Linked DNA regions of Homo sapiens: region 1 is linked to region 2. Evidence: chromatin contacts called from ENCODE Hi-C data. All regions are on one chromosome and are shown on one strand. Each heading gives the region's core, a stretch centred on a gene start or an enhancer-like site at or near the end of the contact. The rest is flanking DNA. Distances are from core to core; before and after follow the strand shown. Region 1 holds the start of TFDP2 (transcription factor Dp-2). Region 2 holds the start of RASA2 (RAS p21 protein activator 2).

Region 1 (2,700 bases), core at 188-2,687, 660 kb before region 2:
TAGAATCAGTCAGTGGAGTACTGCATTTGACATTCTTGGACTCTCAGGACTAGTTACATGCAATTATGCATACAATTGTCTCTCCACCCTGCCCCAGAGAAAGATCTGAAAGTGCTCTCTTACCTATCTCATCTCCTTTAGGCATTTGCTTAAATACCACCTTCTCCGTGCTACCTTCCCAGATCACTCTATTTAGGACTGAAGCCATTCCTCCAACACCTCTGCTTATATTTTTTTCCCATAGCACACATACCAGCATGTAATATAGTTTTTGTTTTACGTATTCTTTTGCATATTATCTTTCCCATCCTGCTAGAATGTAAGCTCCATGAAGGCAGGAGTTTTTGTCTCTATTTTGTCCACTGATGTCTCCCCATATCAAGAATAGTGTTTGGGGCCGGGCGTGGTGGCTCACGCCTGTAATCCCACCACTTTGGGAGGCCCAGGCGGGAGGATCTCTTGAGTCCAGGAGTTCCAAACCAGCCTGGGAAACATGGCGAAACAGCCGGGTGTGGTGGCGCGGGCCTGTAGTCCCAGCTACTCGGGAGGCTGTGGTGGTAGGATCACCTGAGACTGGGAAGTCAGGGCTCCAATGAGCCGTGATCCTGCCACCGCACTCCAGCCTCGGTGAGAGCAAGACCCCGTCTCAAAAACAAACAAAGTGGCATATAGAAGATCTATAAGATTTGACTGGAGTAAAATGAGAAAGATCTAATCGTTTTAATGCGCTGTTCACACGGGGTTTTTAACTTCGGCACGAACGAATGAACAAAATCTTTTCATATGGAACCAAGTGTACGGGTATTTGGGGTGTGTGCAGTTTCCGCGGGACAGAATGACCTGTCCTGGTTTGGGTATTAACTTGCCTTGATATTGAAGAACCTCCACATTCCCAGTGGTCTCTAACTCATTGTCTGAATAATTTCAAGGTGTCCCACAGTTGGCCCCACGCATAGCCTCAATCACGATCACTCGCCCCCCTGTCCCTTATTGATGCTCCCCCAGGGCGACCCCGCAAAGGCCTGGGGACCGAATGGAACTGCCCCAGTCCCCCTCCTTCCAAGAGAGCTGGGGTTTTCTGGCTTCGGGGTCAGTTGGAAAAGAGATTCCCACCCAAGTCGCAGGGTGGGAGTAGGGGGGATGAGATAGGAGTGATGAAGGAAGTGTGTCTAAAATTCTAGGCCTCAGGCCCGCAGCTGTCCCTGGAGGCGGCGGGGAAGCGGGGTGGTCGGGTCCTGCGGAGGGCTCCCAGGGAGGCCACAGGGGGAACCAAGGGGCGGTGGCTGAGTGCACGAGTCCCGCCCCTCCATCTGTTGGCCCCCTACTCTCAAAGGGAAGCCTGGGGGCGGGGTTTGTTTACTCCGTGCACGCACTGCCGGCCCGGCCAATCCGTGGGGAGCGGCGCCAGGCGTCGCACATTCTGAGGGCCAATCGGCGCGCACTGTGCTGCTCCGCCGCCAAAGCTCGCGCGGGGGAAGCGGGGCTGTAGCTGGGCAGGGAGAGGGCGGACGAAATCGGTAGCGATCTCGGCTGCGGCGCTGCCGCAGCTGCCCGGCCCGCGGGGCGCGCCCTGACCCTTCATCTTTGGGCAGGCTCGAGGGCGCGCGCACGGTTGGCGTTCTGGGGCCTCAAACTCCTGGGCCTTGACCGGGCAGGCCGCGTCTCCCCGGGTGTGAGTCCACCGGGACCCGGCCGCCGCCTAAGCGCGGGCGCCACAGAAGCGGCGGCGCCCGAAGACGCGCTCCTGGCTCGGCCCGACAGCCTCGCTTGGCCGCCAGTTCTTCTGCAGCCGAAGGCGGTAAGGTCTGGGGCGAGGGCGCGGGCCCGCGCGCGGAGGGCCTTTGGACCCGGCCGGGCGCGTTCCTGGGTAGGTTTCCCTCCCTGCGCACAGGGGCCCCCTTGTTCCCCCACGAGTCCCATCTGTTTAGACCTGGGTTCTCCAGGCCTGGCCGGGTAACCCGTGAGTGTCTGGGCCAGAGTCGAAAGCAGAGGAGGGTCACCCTCTTAGTGCATAGAGCAAATCGGGGGAGGTAACGTCCCTGAGTCACGCCTCGTGGAAGAGGGGAAGGGCTGCTTTCTACTTTCTCGTTCTCTTCAAAGAAGGATGGCTTCTAAATCTGGTTTTCCGATTTTTCCCTTCTCCTTTCATGACTCACAGGCCTCTGTGTCCACCAGGTGTTTTGTTTGTTTTTAAAGAGTTTCTAAGCTTTGTGTGCTTGGAAGAACCTCATATGCCCCATAAAGGAACTTTTCTCTGAAGTAGAGGATCGCTTTTTGGGCCCAGACTCCTTTGAGAAAATCTGGAAAGCCAAGGTCTGTCTTCACAAAGAAGTGTAAGGGTTTTCCTAGGATCTCGCTGAGAGACAGTACAACGAAGTGGATGAGCGCCCCAGTCTCTCTTACCAGCCTGTGCTATCTCCCATTGTGTGATCTCGGTTTCTTCATCTGTAAATTAGATGCATCCACCTATTCGGTGTGTTTCGGGGAGTGAATGGACTAATGTATGGAATGCAATCGTAAGAAAATCCTCCACGTATTAAATGCCTTGCATTAGTTAGGCACTTTTATTATTGACTGCCATGGATGCTGGTTTAGAAAAAGACCCTATATTATTTCCCTTTTAGTGTTGAGACAGTGAACGGGCTCATTCCTTTTCCATATTCACTGCTGAAGCTGCCTTTGAGCCCATGAATACTTTTA
Region 2 (2,700 bases), core at 1-2,500:
AAGAAAATAATGCTAATTTTCGACAAATGCAAAAATAAATGTTATTGATCTCTCTTACAAACAGAAAACAAAAAGCACTTCATCTAAATAAACCACTGTGAAAAAAAAAATGGCAACCTGACACCAAAGGGTCGTTTTTAAAACTAAAATGTTCAAATGACAGAACTCAAATAATCTGTCCACAGTAATGCTCGGACAACTCTGAGCAAAATTTCGTATTTAGTCAACTGGTAGGCTCGCTCACTAAAGTAGCAATTACACGCATGAGAAGGAAGGGAATTAAGCGGGCTGAGTGCGGGCTGGGTGATTGTGTTTTGAGACCTGCTCACAGGAAGCCACTACATCCTGCCTTTAGTCCCGCCTGTCACGCCGTCCCTCGATTCAAGTCCCGGCCGCAGCGAGGTGGGGCAAGTACAGGTGTCCCGCCGAGCTCCTCCCGGGGCGCTCACCCGCGAACAGACCGCGCGGTAGCCACTCGGGCCCCAGGGCGGCCCGTTTCCTGCAGCTCAGGGCGCCTTTTTCAACCTCTCCCAGGCTCGCCGAGCCCAGGAAACGAACAGCCCCCTCCCCTCGGGCCAGCCCCACTTCCCAGCCCGCCACCTCCTCGGGCCGCGCCTCCGTATAATTACTGCTCGGCTCCCACCGCGGGGCCACTCCCCAGCGCCCGCAGCCGCGCGAAGGCCTGAGTCTGAGGGCGGCCGGAAGCTCCTCACGCCCCCGGACCGCGCCCCCGGCCGCGCCCCGGACTCCAGCGTCCCCGCGTCCAGGCCGCTCCCCACGACCGAGCCCCTCACGCCGGCGCAGCCCGGGCTCTCCCACCCCAGGCCCATCTCCAGCTCCCACTCCCTCCGGAGAGCAGCAGCCCCGGCCCACGCCGCCCCGTCGAGGCGACGCCGCCCCCCAACACACCCCCTTCCAGCCTCAACCGCGCCCGGCCCAGGCCCCCTCCCGGGCCCGCGATCCCAGCGCAGCTCGGCGCCGCCACCGCCGCGAACCCGCCGCCCCCTCAGCCTCGCGCCCAGCGCCGCCAGGGCGTCCCCTCAGCCCAGCCCCCGCTTACAGATCTTGCCCCGCAGGCTCTGCAACACTCGAACCTCGCGACTGTCCTGGTCCCCGGCCTCGGGCTCTGCAGTCGCACTCGCCGCTGGCGCCTCGGAAGAAGCCGCCGCAGCAGCAGGCGCCGCCGCCGCCATGGTGCCGCCCGGCCCGTGCCGCAGCCCTGCCGCCTGCGTAGCCGGGCGAGGCGGAGCCCAGCAGCGGCCTAGGCCCAGGCCAGCCGCGCGCCTGGCCCCGCCCCCGGGCCTCGGCCCGACTCGCCCCGCCCCGCCCCGCCCGCCGCGGCCCCGCCCCCGCCCCCCCCGGGTCTCCATTCACCGCCTTCGCCACCCCCGAGCCGGGCTACCCTGCAGAGAACCGTACTCCCGGCTTGGGGCGCTGGCTAAGGGTAGCTCCCAGTCGTGGCTCTGAGCGGCCTTAAAATCCCCACCAGGAGAACGCCCCGGCCCTCCCGTGATCCCTAAATCCTCCCGGGAATTGGGCTCCCCCAATGAATAGACCTGCACATCTCCTAACGCTCGCGGGAAATACAGGCCCTTCCCAATCAGGGAAACTCCCTGTGGGAAGAAAATAGAATGGAATTTGGCAGGTGGGTGGACCTCAAAAGTATCTTATTCAAAAGGAGGCAAGAGATGCATTTGAGGCTCTTCCAGTATTATCCAAATACTCCCCGCCAGCAAGCCAAACTCCTCCCACACAAATACTCTTTACTAGGACCAATTCTCTGCAAAACCTGGTTCAAGAAAAGGACCAGCCACCCCCAACTCCAGCGTGAGTGCAGTGCCTGAGACCCTCTCATAGAGAAATTCTGAAGCATTTACCATCACTTTTGTATTTCAGGAACAGAAAAAGCAAAGAAGGGCTCCCCCCCGCCACCGCCACCACTACTAAAAGTTGGCTTTGTTAAAAAGTTGACTGACCCTAGGAAATGTGTAAATCTTTGACTAATTGTTAGCTTTATTTCAAGGGAACTCTTTACAGTGAGTAAACTGCATGAATAATACCCTGGTATGTGATGAGGAAGACAATTTCCTGGTGTTGAGGTTGTTAACTACGCTGCCCTAAGAAGGAAGAAACTGTGACTTAATCGGGCAGGGTAATTCTTTTCCAGGGCAACAACAGGAATAAGCCAGTCAGTCAACAAATATTTTTTGAGGGTCAGACATAGTGATGGCCTCAGACCTCAGAGACTACACAAAGGTCAAGATGAAGAGAGCTCCAGCTCATTCTGGAGGGAGACACAGAAAAGGCCAGAGGCACTGGGAGATAAGAAATAGGACGGGGAAACCTGAAAACTGAAGACAAACGCGCCGCCTGTGCAAAGGCTGGACAGCCCCAGAGAATGGTCAGAGTTTAACATGGACCTGGCCAGCGAAGCTTCCAGTTCTGCCTGTGTTGCAGGTGACTTCTATTTCCCCATGTGATCTTTACACTTGTTGGATAAAGTGAACCACTTCCTCTTATATGAATGTTTTGCTGTCATTTCAAACATAAGTCCAAAACTTAATTTCCTGTCTCCCTTTCCAAATCTGAGTTCACATCTTATACTGTTACTCAGGCCAGAAACTTTGACTTTTTCTTATCCCTTGTCCCAATGCTGTTTTCAGTTGCCACATCCTTCTGACTCTGCTGAAATCTCTTCCT

What was found. A loop is a pair of places that touch in the nucleus more often than their neighbours do. Pooled maps may share reads with other maps.
Region 1: a pooled map shows a loop between it and region 2 (16-fold over the local background). The contact joins the promoter of TFDP2 here to the promoter of RASA2 in region 2. A Hi-C loop is called at or near these places in 10 of 50 pooled maps.

What each region holds. Positions count from the first base shown.
Region 1 is chr3:142,148,281-142,150,980 of GRCh38, reverse strand. It overlaps TFDP2 (transcription factor Dp-2), which reads left to right and starts at 1,437. Exons shown (of 13, transcript NM_001178139.2): 1 at 1,437-1,798. RefSeq lists silencers at 1,162-1,211, 1,322-1,531, 1,592-1,661, 1,892-1,941 and an enhancer at 1,292-1,792.
Region 2 is chr3:141,485,577-141,488,276 of GRCh38, reverse strand. RASA2 (RAS p21 protein activator 2) reads right to left here and starts at 1,250. Exons shown (of 24, transcript NM_006506.5): 1 at 1,061-1,250. The coding sequence starts at 1,193. RefSeq lists a silencer at 462-1,341.